Regions from separate parts of the Homo sapiens genome. Here region 2 is linked to region 1. A link is a contact called in ENCODE Hi-C or POLR2A ChIA-PET data. All regions are on one chromosome and are shown on one strand. Each heading gives the region's core, a stretch centred on a gene start or an enhancer-like site at or near the end of the contact. The rest is flanking DNA. Distances are from core to core; before and after follow the strand shown.

Region 1 (7,211 bases), core at 1,980-4,479:
GCTGGCAGAGGTAGCTTCTGTCATTGTAACTCAGATGATATGAGATCTGAGGTGCAGAAATCGAGTTATCCCTTCCTCCTTCACCCTAAACCTTAAGTCCAGCCACTAGACTGTGCCTGTTCTACCTGCTAACTATCTCTTGAACACATTTCTTCTTCTTTTTTTTTTTTTTTTTTTTTTTGTGAGACGGAGTCTTGCTCTGTCACCCAGGCTGCAGTGCAGTGGCGCGATCTTGGCTCACTGCAACCTCCGCCTCCTGGATTCAAGTGATTCTCCTGTCTCAGCCTCCCGAGTAGCTGGGACTACAGGCATGCACCACCATGCCCTGCTAATTTTTGTATTTTTTGGTAGAAACAGGGTTTCACCATATTGGCCGGGCTGGTCTCGAACTCCTGACCTCAGATGATCTGCCCGCCTCAGCCCCCTAAAGTGCTGTGATTACAGGCGTGAGCCACCGTGCCCAGCAGTGTTAGTGTAGTTTATGTGTGGCCCAAGACAATTCTTCTTCCAACATGGCCCAGGGAAGCCTAAAGATTGAACACTCCTGAGCTAAGGGAAATGGCATGTAAGGCTGGAGGGGGAGGGACTGAGAACACAGATGGGGAAAAGGAGGAAAAGGCTGTCTTCCTGCAGGAACATAGAAAGGGAAAGAGAAGTGGATGAAGTAGATGAGAAATCTCCAAGGGAAGGCCTTGGTCTTCTTCTCAATAGACTCATCTTGGTACTCATCTGAAGACACGGGAAGCTTCAGAAAAATGAAGAAGGATTGGTATAGCTGCTTGGGGTTGCTAGACAACCAACAAGACTTGGTTAAGGGACCTCAGATCTGCAAAGCTAATTCAGGGTGAATTTAGAGTGGGCACATTGGCATGTTCTGGCTTGAGTGATTTGATTTACTCATGTAGCAAAATTTTATGGCTGAGGGGACTGACAGAGGAAGTGGTCAGGCAGATGGAGAGTTGCAGAGCCCTTGAAACTAGCAGGCATTCAGTGCAATTTCATTGAGTGATATTCATAAAACCCAGTGGAGCTGAAAAACCAGTGTGGCCAGAGGGGGCTGAGAGGTTCAAAGTGAAGTGACTGTGCTACATTTGTTAATCTTCCAAAGGCAGCCAACTAGATCTTAAGGGGTCAAGTGGAAAGATGTAATATATAGGTAGCCTGCTAGCTCAATTCAACAAATGTTAATGGATACAAGGCAGCAAGTAAGGTGCTGTGGAAACTGCTAAGATAAGCCAGCTGCCCGCAGGGAGTTTGAGGTCTTACAAAAAGAGCAATGCTGTATAAAGCAGACTTTTGCAAAGGTGGCAATGCAGACACAGAGAAGGAGGCCCAGCATTATATATAGAGAGAGTCAATGACTAAAACCCAGGGAGAGGCTGGGAGTGGTGGCTCACACTTGCGATCCCAGCATTTTGGGAGGCTGAGGCAGGAGGATTGCTTGAGGCCAGGAGTTTGAGACTAACCTGGGCAACATAGCAAGACCCCATCTCTATAAAAAATAAAAAAATTAGCTGGGTGTGGTGGTTCGCACCTGTAGTCCTAGCTACTCAGGAGGCTGAGGTGGGAGGATTGCTTGAGCCCAGGTGTTCGAGGCTGCAGTGAGCTATGATGGCACCACTGCACTTGCCAGACTGGGTGACAGAGTGATACCCTGCTCTAAAAATAAATAAATATGTACATACATACAAGAAAAAATAAAAGTCAAGAAAGGTAGCATTTGAGGTGGGCCTTTAGGTTGATTAAGTATTTATTTGCATGCTGGCTTTACTGATAAGAAAGAACCGTCAGGCTGGGTGCGGTGGCTCACGCCTGTAATCACAGCACTTTGGCAGGCCGAGGCAGGTGGATCACCTGAGCTCAGGAGTTTGAGACCAGCCTGGCCAACATGTTCAAACCCTGTCTCTACTAAAAATACAAAAATTAGCTGGGTATGGTGGCAGGCACCTGTAATCCCAGCTACTCCGGAGGCCGTGGCAAGAGAATCACTTGAACCCGGGAGGTGAAGGTTGCAGTGAGCCGAGATCAAGCCATTGCCCTCCAGCCTAGGCGACAAGAGCGAAACTCCGTCTCAAAAAAAAAAAGAAAAAAAGAACCTTTAAAGCAAAGCGTAGGGAACCAACCATGTGACGAAGGAGCAGAGGTGGAAAGGTCTCTGTCACGTTTAAAGAATGGTGGTTAATCTATGTGGCTGCAGGAATAGTTTAGCCTGTGGGGACTTAGACCTGGAAACGTATGTCTGAGTCAATTTATGAAGGACTTTGAACATCAGGCAGAAAGATTTGGACCTATTTGCAAAGGTGAACTATCAGTTTTTGTGTGCAGGTTAGTGACATGATTCTTATGGCGTTTTAGGCAACAGCTAAACTGGGTCATACAAGATTAGGTACTAAAATGCCATCTTCTTGTCCAGCTGAGAAAGGGATTTTAATTACGTAATTAAACTCATGAATGTGGGAAGGGGCTCTTACTTCACAAGGCCAACCTCAGCTCTTTCCCAATTATATAAACAAGTTTTTGTTTGTTTTTTTGTTTTTGTTTTTTTTAAACAAGCCTTCCAGACTTAGATCTCTGGGAAAAGAGAAGTAAATACTGACACAGGCTTGCTTTGTTTTCCCAAGAGAGGTCTCCCAGGCGATTTATCTAATTACCTAGAAAAAAAATTTAACTTGTTTTTCCCTTTAGATTTCAGCCGAGCTGGAAGCGGGAGGGGGGAATTGCAGTATTGCCTTAGATTTTCTAGATTTGGTTTGGACGCAATATTCGTCCTGAGGGAGTCCCTCCAAGGCCTCTCGGAGCGGGCAGCCTCTAGGCATTTGTTCAAGGCAACAAGGAGGGAGCTTAGAAGAACTTAAGAGAGGCGGGGAGCTCTGCAAAGGGCTTATTTTAAAAAGAAAGGGAAAAAAGGTGGGGCGCGCCGTCTATCTTTTTAGAATAATTCTGTAGGAAAACGAATCGGAGGTAAAGCCATGCCCTCTGGTCAGGGTTTCTGGACTAGAAACTGCCTGAGCTTTACGCACAGGAAAGGACAGTGGCTCTTCACTCTCCCGGCCGCATCACTCGGCACCTAATTCCGCCAGGCTCCCAGAGGGGCGGTTGCAGCTACAGCCTAGCACGCCGCGTAGCCAATAAGAAGCCAGAATTCCCCCTATTCTCAAATCCTGACCAATCGGTGGCCTGAACTTTAGCTCTCTGGCCGGCGCCTCTGTTGCCCGGAAGGGAGGCAAGCCCCCTTAGAGTTGCCAGTAACGGACATGGCTGCGGCCCCCGGAGGAGGGGACGTGAAGTGAGGAGGGGGTTGGGAGGGGAGAGGACGCGGGCGAGGAAGACCAGCCCCGGGGCCCCGGTAAGTACGAGAAGGCCCGTGGCCCGAAAGTGGGGAGCAAGGGGGCGTGGGGCTCGGCCTTGCGCGTCCTTTGGATTCTTGGCCAAGGAAAGGGGAGTCTGGGGTCTGCACCCAGAGAACGGCTTAAGGGGATGCCTCCTGAGGGGGAGTCCAGGGACTGGCTCTAGTCTCCAGCTCTTGACCATTGCCTTCCCCCGAGTCTTCAGACTCTTGCTCTCAGCCCTGGATTGGTCCATTGTGGGGTCTCTCGCCAGAAATAAAGCCTCTCGCCAACAAAGAATCCCTGCCCCAGGTCTGTCGTGCCTAGGCCCTGGCCCAGAGGGCTCCCAACGCCGACGCCCTGAGTATTTATTTCGAGGCCCCTGGGAGTCCTCATCCCCGACCTAAATAAAGACCGTTGTCCCGCCTGCGCGCGCTCTCCGCAGCCGCCCGGGGTCCTCGCGCGGCCGTCCCCAGCTGGATGGAGCCGGCCGAGGGGCTCCTGGCAGCCATCCCTGATCTTGCAGTTTGGAGCGGGCTTTTTTTTCTTTCCGCCTTTCCAGAAGCGTTTTCAGGCTCCTCGGAAGCTCACCATCCATGCCATCGGATAAAGTGACTCCTGTGGAATGCCCTCGTTCCTGTACCGCACACCCCTGGAGCCCAGGTCTCCTGGTTCCTAGCATGCCACGATGCGGCCCCTGCCCGCTGCCCAGCGCCAGATGCAAGCAAAGCCCCGCTCTTTCATTGGTGTGTCACCGCGGGCTAAACTTTGGCGTTGCCTTGGTCACGTGCTGCTACATCCCACCCTCTCTCCTGAGTTTTTCGGTGGCTCTTGAGGGAAAAAAGGAGGGAGCTCGTTATGGAATCTGTTTTCCTTCTGCTATGTGGGTGTATGCATTGGAGAGAAGGATCTTTTTCTCATGATTTATCCAAGACGCTCAGCTTTAGTGACATAGTTGTTATTCCGCAGGTAATCTTGGAAGATGGAAGCAGGGAGGGGGCAGTTTTAACATTTTCATTTTGCAGATGTGGAGATTGTTCGGAGAGGCAAGGCCAGGGTCACCTAGAGCCAAACTAGAATCCGAAAGTCCAGGGGCTTGAGTTCTTTATCCGCTAGACCTAGTTGTTTCCTAGGTGTGACCTGAGGAGATCAAGTTCCCTGACTCCCCTGAGCTCTTGCAGGGTGGCTCTGGGCATTAAAAGCGATGGGCATTAAAAGTAGGATCCTCCTATGCTTCCTGGCAATGACTAGGGTCTTCATACCTGGTTTGCATTCAGTAATTTTAAGAAGCCAGCAGGTAGTTCTCTGGCAGACTTCTTGTATTAATATTCATTGTAGTCTCTGTCTGTATTGGGGGCGTAAATTATTTTAGTGATTCTCAGGGCAGCGAGAGGCAGAGTAAGAGGAAGGTATGCCTCTTCCTTGGTTTTTGGGAACCATTACAGTGTCATTAGAGATGTTATTAACAGGAACGCGTTGCATACAGGAACAGCGTGGAGGCAGAAAAAGATTGAGAGCCATTGAAGAGAGAAGAAATGGCACTGTGGTATCTCTTTATAGTACTTTTGGCAAAAGAAGAGCTGATCTTGGTATTCTGAAGAGGTAGTTTAAAAAAAAAGTTAGATCCTGAGGCATAACTAAAAGAATACAAATAAATAAAAAAATTTAAAGCAATGGCACTAGTAAGGTTCAAAAGAGTCAAAGTAATGCCTGTAATCCCAGCACTTTGGGAGGCTGCTGTGGGAGGACTGCTTGAGCCCAGGAGTTTGAGATCAACCTGGGCAACACACTGACAAGAAAACCAAAAAAATTAGCTGGGCATGGTGGCATGTGCCTGTGTTCCCAGCTACTTGGGAGGTGGATGCCAGAGGATCGCTTGAGCCCAGAAGGTCGACGCTGCAGTGAGCTGTGATCATGCCACTGCACTCACTCTAGCCTGGGCAACAGAGCAAGACTCTGTCTCCAAAAAAAAAAAAAAGAGTCATGGAATCAAAAAGTTTGAAAATCACTGTAAAGATCAGAGCACATTAAAATGTAGACTATTGGCCGGGCGCAGTGGCTCACGCCTGTAATCCCAGCACTTTGGGAGGCAGAGGCAGGCGGATCACGAGGTCAGGAGATCAAGACCATCCTGGCTAACACGGTGAAACCCCATCTCTACTAAAAATGCAAAAAATTAGCTGGGTATTGTGGCGGGTGCCTGTAGTCCCAGCTACTTGGGAGGCTGAGGCAGGAGAATGGCGTGAACCCGGGAGGCAGAGCTTGCAGTGAGCCGAGATCGCGCCACTGCACTCCAGCCTGGGCGACACAGCGAGACTCCGTCTCAAAAAAAAAAAAACAAAAAAAACAAAAACAAATAAAATGTAGACTATGGTGGTTAACCCTAGAACAGGAGACAGCATGTTCAGATAAAATCCTCAAACATTGCAAGTCTTAGCTGCTATGTTAGCTCTAACTTCCTTGCTCACTGGTTCTCTTTGTCAAAACTGCAAACAGGGAAACTGGTGGATACTGTGGAGTAGTGCAATGACCAGGGAGGTGAAGTACAAACCATCTTCTTCATCATCAGCCCCCAAATAATTGAGAGTTAACTGCCCTTGAACCACCAGACCACCATGCCCCTTGTTTGTGGTGACTTGACATCAGATGAGACTGGGAGAGCCAGGCCTTGACAGTGAAATGGAAGAGAAACCCCATGGCATTTCTATTTTGAGAAGTTGCTAGGTGTGCCAGCTCCTAGTGCTGAGAACCAGCCTTTTGGAAACCTTAACTCCTGTAGAAACTAATGAGAAATGAAGGTTGTGATCGTCCTGTTCCTGCCTGCTGCTCTCTCCCTAAGTTGGGCTTGAGAAACAGTTTCTATAGGAGAGGGAGGAGTCCTAATGTAAATACCACCTACACCCAAGGCTGTATGTATTTAGCTTAATCTGATGAATCAGGTTGAACTCGTACCTTAGCAGTCTAAGCCTGAACGCCATAAAGCCTTTAAGTCCATTCCTGGTGTTCAAGTGAGAAGGTTCTGGGTCAGGCGTGGCACTGGTTGGTAAATATGTGTCAATATTTCTTATCTTACTATTGTGTTAGTGTTGTTTTTACGATGGTGTCTTTCTTTACCCAAATGATAGGATTTAAAAATATTGTTTAAAGCCCGTTTCCAAGCAGGCCTGGGTTTGTTTATAGCAGCACAGGTGAACTAGAGGGTAGGCCATGGCTGAAACAGGAATGCTTTTCTTCCGAGCAGACCCGCCAGCCAGAATGTGTGGTTTGGTGATCAGGGGTTTGTGTAATAATAAGCTTTGCCTGTGGCCACTGAGACGGTAGTAAACAGTATGGGTCACATGGCATGACAAGTAGGTTAAGGGCCAGATTTAGACACTGATGGCCTGCGTAAGGAGGAGCAAACCACACACTGCTTGCTTTGGGTTTCTCTAGCTCCCAAGGCCAGAAGTGATGGGAGAGGGGTGAGGGGTGTCAGAGAGAAGAACCTTGAAAGGCTTAGAGTGGTATTTGAGGAACCATAAATTTTAGTGTACTATAATTAAATGAACCCAATTTTCATAACTTCAAGGGCTTCTTGAAAAAGGGGTTCATGGTACCAGTCTTGCTTGGTAGGGAGGTGAATAGAAAAATACTGGGAAACACTTAAAAAAGATGTATGCTGGACAAAGACTCAGGTGTACTGAAAGAGCGTAAACCTTCATTATGTTGACGTGAAAGCCAAGTAGGGAATGTTGCTTAGCTATAAGGCAGAGCCTATTGCAAAATCAGAATCAGGAGCTGCTGATTTTTTTTTTTTTTTTTGAGACAGAACTTGCTCTGTAGCCCATGTTGGAGTGCAGTGGTGTGATTACGGCTTACGGCAGCCTTGATCTTCTGGGCTCAGGT
Region 2 (7,211 bases), core at 4,021-6,520, 220 kb before region 1:
CACGCGGAACCACACCTGGCTAATTTTTGTATTTTATTTATTTATTTTTTGGGGACAGAGTCTCACTCTGTCACCCGGGCTGGAGTGCAGTGGCGTGATCTCGGCTCACTGCAACCCCCGCCTCCCGGGTCCAAGCAATTCTCCTGCCTCAGCCTCCCAAGTAGCTGGGACTACAGGCGCACGCCACCACACCCAGCTAATTTTTTGTATTTTTAGTAGAGATGGGGTTTCACCGTGTTAGCCAGGATGGTCTTGATCTCCTGACCTTGTGATCCGCCTGCCTCGGCCTCCCAAAGTGCTGGGATTACAGGCGTGAGCCACTGCGCCCCGCCTAATTTTTGTATTTTTAGTAGAGATGGGGTTTCACCATGTTGGTCAGGCTGGTCTGGAACTCCTGACCTCAAGTGATCCGCCCGCCTCGGCCTCCCAAAGTGCTGGGATTACAGGTGTGAGCTACTGTGCCTGGCCAGTGCCTCCATGTTTCTTCTTTTTTTTTTTTTTTTTGAGACGGAGTCTCACTCTGTCGCCCACGCTGGAGTGCAGTGGTACAATCTTGGCTCACTGCAACCTCCACCTCCCGGGTTCAAGCCATTCTTCCTCCTCAGCCTCCTGAGTAGCTGGGACTACAGGTGCATGCCACCATACCCGGCTAATTTTTGTATTTTTAGTAGAAATGGGGTTTCACCATGTTGGCCAGGTTGGTCTCAAACTCCTGACCTCAGGTGATCCACCTGACTCGGCCTCCCAAAGTGCTGGGGTTACAGGCATAGGCATGAGCCACCACGCCTGGCCTAGTCAATCTCTTTTAATCCATGACTCTTGTTATGTATTTTGACTCTGATGTTTCCCCAGATTTGGCTCTTCGGAGTTCTTCCAAGTCTGTTTTGAATGCTCTTGGTCTGCATCTCATTGGGACCTATGAGTTTGGAGACAGAAAAAAATCTCCTGCTTTGTGGAGTGGCTGGTCTGAGGTTTTTCTTCTCCTGTTTAGGGCCAGGGTGACTTTTGTAGGTGTCACTTGGGCAATTTGGGGGAATATGCAGGTTACTCAGTGCTCTTGTTTCGCCATAGGAAAGTATCGCGAGTTCCACCGTATGTACGGGGAGAAGCGTTTTGCCGACGCAGCTTCTCTCCTTCTGTCCTTGATGACGTCTCGGATTGCCCCTCGGTCTTTCTGGATGACTCTGCTGACAGACGCCTTGCCCCTTTTGGAACAGAAACAGGTGAAGGTTGCAGCAGCAGTGGTTTTCTTTGCTTGTCAGTCCCTGCTAGAGCTTAGTTGTATAGCTGTTGCCGATGTGCGTGTTTCCTCCTTTGTCGTTCTGCCTGTGCGCGTGTATTCCCCTTAGCGCCCTCTCTGGGATTCCAGACTCACACAGGAAACAAACACTGCTTGATTTGAAATGAGGTATTCGTATACAAAGCACACTATTGCGAAGGGTATGAAAGGAAGAACGTCCGAACATGGGCCCCTGCCCCAACCAATGCAGGCCAGGGCTGGGGGCAGCCAAGCAAGGCAGGCTCTCTTCCCTAGGTGATTTTCTCAGCAGAACAGACTTATGAGTTGATGCGGTGTCTGGAGGACTTGACGTCAAGAAGACCTGTGCATGGAGAATCTGATACCGAGCAGCTCCAGGTCATTTTCACTTTTGGGTTGATGGTTCCACATGGAGGTGGGAAAAGGCTCCCTCTATCTCAGGCTTCCCCTTCCCTCCAGAAACACTGGCTCCTATGGACACATGTGCCTCTGTTCCCCTTAACCTGTGTAATTCACACACCACCTTCTTTTAGGAGAAAATCAGGGATTCTAGTGTTCTCATCTCTACATTTTGTTCTTTGCTGTTCATCATTTCCAGTATGGCCCTTTGGTATTGCTTTCTTTTACATCGATAATTTGCTGGAAGCTACTATGAATGTTAAGTGCCCTCTACCTTTGGATTAGCTAGACCCTTCGGGAGTGTGAAAGGGCTCCTTCCTGCTCTTAGCTCATGCTGGCGCTCTCTGCTTTGCAGGATGATGACATAGAGACCACCAAGGTGGAAATGCTGAGACTTTCTCTGGCACGAAATCTTGCTCGGGCAATTATAAGAGAAGGCTCACTGGAAGGTTCCTGAGAACTGCTTCAATGTGGTATCTTTGTATGGCAATGTATATAGATTTTTTTAAAAGAATAAATGTTGTTTTGCAAATGTAGGTTCTTAGAGTCCACCCAGGGAATTTTTTATCTGTCTAGTCTGAACCTGAGGTGGTAAGAGATTAAAAAATGCTTGTTTTATGTTCTTTTTTTTTTGAGACGGAGTCTTGCACTGTTGCCTGGCCTGGAGTGCAATGGCACGATCTCAGCTCACTGCAACCTCCGCCTCCAGGGTTCACGTGATTCTCCTGCCTCAGCCTCCCAAGTAGCTGGGATTATAAGTGCACACCATACCCAGCTAATTTTTTTGTATTTTTAGTAGAGATGGGGTTTCACTGTGTTGGCCAGACTGATCTCAAACTCCTGACCTTGTGATCTGCCCGCCTTGGCCTCTCACAGTGCTGGGATTACAGGCGTGAACCACCACACCCGGCCTTGTTTTATGTTCTGATACGCAACTGTCTTCCTGTGCCTCCTTAGATAAGAAATCACCCCCCAGGTCGGGTGCAGTGGCTCACGTCCTGTAATCCCAGCACTTTGGGAGGATCCCTCAACCCCAGGAGTTTGAGACCAACCTGGGCAACATAGGGAGACTCCATCTCTGTTTAAAAAAAAAAAAAAAAAAAACCCCAAAGTTGTGGTGACTGCAGTGTCTTGGAAGTCTGAACAAGAACGCTTGGTGGTATACTTGTGCTTCTGAAATCTTGCCTCACCTCTTCTGGAACACTTAACATTTTGGTTATTTAGTTCCCTTAAAATATAAGCGTACAGGAACCCGCACTTTTAACAAAAACCTTGGGCAGTTCTATCATAGGCTGTCCTCATGTATATCTAGAATTCATAGGTGGTACCTTTTCCTCCATCAGGGTGAATGGCGTCTATACTAGGAAGATTCCAAGTACAGTGAAAATGGTTTTATTTAACATGCAGCAAAACAAGGGCAGCAGAGCTGGGATATCCAGTACAGCCATTTGCCACGAAGCACTGACCTCAACAGTAACGAGTAACACTCAAATAACTGTAATGTCTAGAGCATAACACAAAGTTCCATTTCCACATAGTAATTCCACAGACATTCCCAGGGCTGCAGCAGCCAGTCTCTGGAAAGCTCTTGGATTTATTCCTTAAGTAGTGAAAAATGATTCACTTTTGACTTGTCCTCTTCTAATGAAGCAGTGAAACCTGCTTGCTAAAGACAGCGAGGGGCAGGGAAGGGATATGACCTCTTCCCATAGTAAGGAATAAGGAAGCCTGGCAAGGGGCAGGGAGGAACCAGGGAACATGGTCTGTGCCACCTTCCTTTCCCCAGAGATGTCCGATTGCTGAGCTTGTTCACCTGGGCTCCGCAAGCTTCCCCCGTGTCTATGGCAGCTGGTGATTTTTTTTTTGTGACGGAGGCTTGGAGTACATGTCCCAGGATCACATCCAGCAGCTAGAGTGGCTGGGACAAGCTGGCGGGGGCCAAGCACTGTTGAAGCAATAGGGTCTGGTGACTCAGCTCAAGTGTGGCCCGATCTCATCACCTCCAGACCCAACATCTCGCTGACAGTGCCCCTCAGTAGCTGGGGAACAGTTGAGGTTTCTGGGCAGCACATTAGGACATATGTCTAGTGTAACATTTGTGATCCTGAGGCCTCCTGTGTCCAGCCACAGGTGCCACACCACATGCCATCTGGTGAGAGGAGAGGGAGGCCAAAGCAGTAGGATGTAGAGTGGCGGTAGATTCCAAGGGGAGGATAGCAGTTTATTTCATGCCAAGCAAGAGGTAGTCAGTAGGATGGCCTGTCCCCACGGCTGGAGGCACGCTTTTCCCAGAAAGCTGAGTACCTGCTTCTGGAGAAGGGGAAATACTGGCTCTCTTCATTTTCCTTCCTATCCCTAGTTGGGCCTGTCATGAGGCCAAATTCCATGTCCTGCCAAGATGTCCATAGGACACAGCCTGCCACTGCCAGGGACAAGCACACAACTCATCACTCCGTGGCCATTCCAGGACGATGCTGTCCACCAGAGGCAGGGCTGGGGACTTTGCAGTATGCCAGTTCCTTATTCTGGGCCAGGCACCTTCCTGGGCCACCTCCCTGGGGATGGCAGCAGGAGCTGGTTGGCGGGGGAAGCATGGAATTGCAACAGGGCTGCAGCCCCTTGGGCCGTGCATCTGTCAGGTGTGAGGATGTGGCTCTTGTGGGGAATGACCCATGACAGTCTCTCTTTAGAGACTCCCACCCCCCACCCCCCACCCCAGTGGCTTCAGTGAATGCCAGTAGAAGGAAGCAAACACCTACGCCAAGCCTGGGGGTCCATGTTCCCGGGACAGCAGTGAAGTCAGGGGCCACTCCGCACCCCTGACAGCATATGGCCACTTCAAGTCACACAGGTAGATAAAAACAGGTCCTTTTAGGGGCCAAAGGAGAGGTTATCACAGCAGCAGTTTGGTTCTCAGCAGAAATGCCCAGGGCCCCTGTTCCACATCAAAGCTACAAGCACTGTTGTCAGGGCATGGAGAGTGACGGGACCAGAGCCCTCCTCGTCTCAGGGCAGCCTGCCTGGCTTCAAGGTGGAGATCACAGCGTCCTCTGGGGTCATAGGTTCCCCCACTGTTCCACAGGAGGGAACTGGTCCACCTCGCCCACCTCTGTGCTCAGCTGCTCCCCCAGGGCGAAGGTCAGCTTATACCGAAGCCGCACCTTCTCCTGTGACAGAGGGCAGCAAGTGAGATCCAGCCCAGGCGGCCCCTTGGCAGGACGCCCTCTATTCTGCTACCCTCTCTGTGCTAGAGGAATGGTCCCTTTTCCCCGCAACCCCCAACCATGCTCAGACACTTAACCTAAGGCAGCAAAGGGATGTGTCAATCCTACAGTCAAAACACTTCCAGCTGGGAGGTGGTGGGCCTGACGTCCTAATCTGGGGCAGCTGGGGCCTCAGGCTGGGACCCCTGGGTTCTTTGCTGCTCACCTTCAGTGGATTGGCCAGCAACATGACCTGGGTGATGGCTGCAGGTGGCTGGATGGGGCTAAATGGAGAGAGTTCTGTCCCAGAAGGTGGCTGCAACTTCACTTTCATTGACTAAAGAGAGAGAAACTCCTTTGAAGAGAACTGGTAGGTGCCCCCAGATGGAACCTGCAGTGCACACACACACTGCCACCTGCTGGCTGCAAAGGCCTCTACACAACAGGGTCAAGATAAGGCCGTTTTGGCCCCAGGGAGACACTGGTACCTTGGGCACTGCAGCCTGCAGCACGATGCTCTTGACAGGTAAGGGAGCCGTGTTCAGCATGGACACCACCACCACCAGCACGTCAGGTCGTCCTGGGGGACACTCCTTGGCAAAGTGGAAGAGGATGCGGAAGCCGTTTTTATCGTAGGCTGTCACAGGAAGGGCACTGCCTGTAAGAACGTGACGTGAGTGTGGGAGGAGCAGCACCAGAGACACCCAACAGAGCCCCGGCGGTGAGGAGAAAAGGGCTACTCCGTGGTCATGATGAGTCCAGTGCTTCCTAACGGAATCTGGGAGAGGCGCTCAGTGAGGAGCTTAAGACTGAGAATGCAGGCAGGGAGGCCTGCCTGGCTTTAAGGGACCCCCTGCAAAGAGTGCCTGGATCCATCCCTGTCGCATGTCCTACAGCTCCGTGGCTATAGGCCCCACCGCCCCACCCACCTCAATCCTCCAACACCTACTAGGCTTGATCGATTCCAGGGGCACGTGGATGCTGGCCAGGGAGAGCTCAGGCCCCTTCGGGGGGCTGCCCTGGGACTGGAAACTCAGTGGCTGGAAGAGCGGGCTGCCGGGCCCCGTGGAGAAGGGCAGGAGGGGCCTGGCTGGGGTGGTGGTGGGGATGAGAGGGGAGGTAGTGGGTTTCACCAAGCCCGAGGTCCTGGGAGGTGGGAAGGATGGAAAGCACGTCAGAGAGCCAGCCAGAGCTGCAGGACTCTCACCCAAGGCCCCTGACCATGCTCTTACCCAGGCCCACCCCTTGCCTTCCAGCCTGACTGATGGGACTACAAGGCACCCCCACCCCTTCAAAGTTAGCTCTGGTTCTGACACATTCAGGCCCAACCCTCAGCAACCCCACATCTCCTCCCACTCATTACACTTTGGCCTCTTCTAGAAGCTGATCGAGGGCATCCAGGTGGTGCAGCGCGCTGTTGCCCAACGCCAAGCCATGGTGCCCAGGGACTGCGGGCTCAACTTTTGGGGCCAAGGCTGGGGCCACTCCAGTAGAAAACAAGGAGGAGCCCGCACTGGGGGCAGGAACACTGGCTGGGACCACAGGAGCTGGGAAGGGAGGCGGCAGTGGAGCTTGGGAGCTGCTTGAGGAGGGGGCTGAGGGCTGGAGCAGAGGAGCATCGGAGGCGCCACAGGCAGCGGTCCCCGGCCTGGGGCTGAAGAAGTCCAGGTCGGACTGTTCCCTCTATGAACAACAGAAAGGGTGGTGAGCCGAGGGCGGGTGGGGAGGGCCTGCCGCTGGAACGGGGCGCAGCCCTCCAAGGACTGCACGGAAGACAGCCCCGGAGGCACTCATTGTTCCCCGCTGCAGCTGGCACGCTCTGGAGGGAAGGACAGCTAACTGCAGCCCAGGAGACATGACGCTGGAAAGTGGAGGTCCTTGGCACAGTAGTGCTGTCACCGATCCTGTGCCCCTACCTGGAGCAGGTGCCACTGGCTGTTCCCAGCTGACTCTTTGGGAGGAACATTAGGGGCTGGGTCGGCGAGGCCTGACAATAGAGAAGAAAACAGGATGAGAAGAGGCTCTGAGCTAGGCAGCCCTAGCCCCGCCTTGCCTGAGGAGGGGTCAGGTGACAAGTGACATCAATGGGTGAAGGCGCCGGGAGAAGCTGTTCTGCAGGCAGCCTCCAGAGGGGAATGGAGCGCTCCAGTCCATGATGCAGAAGCGGGGGGCCTGTGGGGCGGGGTGCAGGGCAGGAGGCAGAGTCCACCGGGAGGATGGCCCTGGGGCCCTCAGGGTCGCTGAACTTCACTGAGTACCTCCAACTCAGGGTTCTTTGCCCACCCCAACAGTCACACTGGGGCCCCGCTCAGGGCTCCTAATTCCACACACCCTTCCTCCCAGAGCCCTGT

The links. Hi-C counts contacts between places; a loop is a spot of excess contacts on that map. ChIA-PET counts read pairs that join two places held with the same protein, here RNA polymerase II (POLR2A). Pooled maps may share reads with other maps.
Region 2: a loop to region 1 is called in a pooled map, with 2.4 times the contacts of the local background. The contact joins the enhancer-like site here to the promoter of TMEM94 in region 1. A Hi-C loop is called at or near these places in 2 of 50 pooled maps. POLR2A ChIA-PET finds 5 or more read pairs at or near these places in 8 of 52 experiments (H1, OCI-LY7, Panc1 and 3 more).

Annotation. Positions count from the first base shown.
Region 1 is chr17:75,453,406-75,460,616 of GRCh38, forward strand. TMEM94 (transmembrane protein 94) reads left to right here and starts at 3,230. Exons shown (of 32, transcript NM_014738.6): 1 at 3,230-3,346. RefSeq lists an enhancer at 2,927-2,976 and silencers at 3,127-3,286, 6,480-6,529.
Region 2 is chr17:75,233,566-75,240,776 of GRCh38, forward strand. GGA3 (golgi associated, gamma adaptin ear containing, ARF binding protein 3) reads right to left here. Exons shown (of 17, transcript NM_138619.4): 12 at 6,777-6,847; 13 at 6,224-6,543; 14 at 5,810-6,006; 15 at 5,349-5,518; 16 at 5,087-5,197; 17 at 3,034-4,824. The coding sequence ends at 4,714. It overlaps NUP85 (nucleoporin 85), which reads left to right. Exons shown (of 19, transcript NM_024844.5): 17 at 1,072-1,223; 18 at 1,535-1,636; 19 at 2,013-2,193. The coding sequence ends at 2,114. Among named protein-coding and RNA genes, the nearest start is that of GGA3, 24 kb to the right of the region's middle. RefSeq lists silencers at 1,086-1,249, 7,083-7,211. Within about 2 kb of position 5,271, at least 7 of the 41 ENCODE cell types and tissues checked have a DNase peak (open chromatin) inside an H3K27ac peak, as active enhancers do.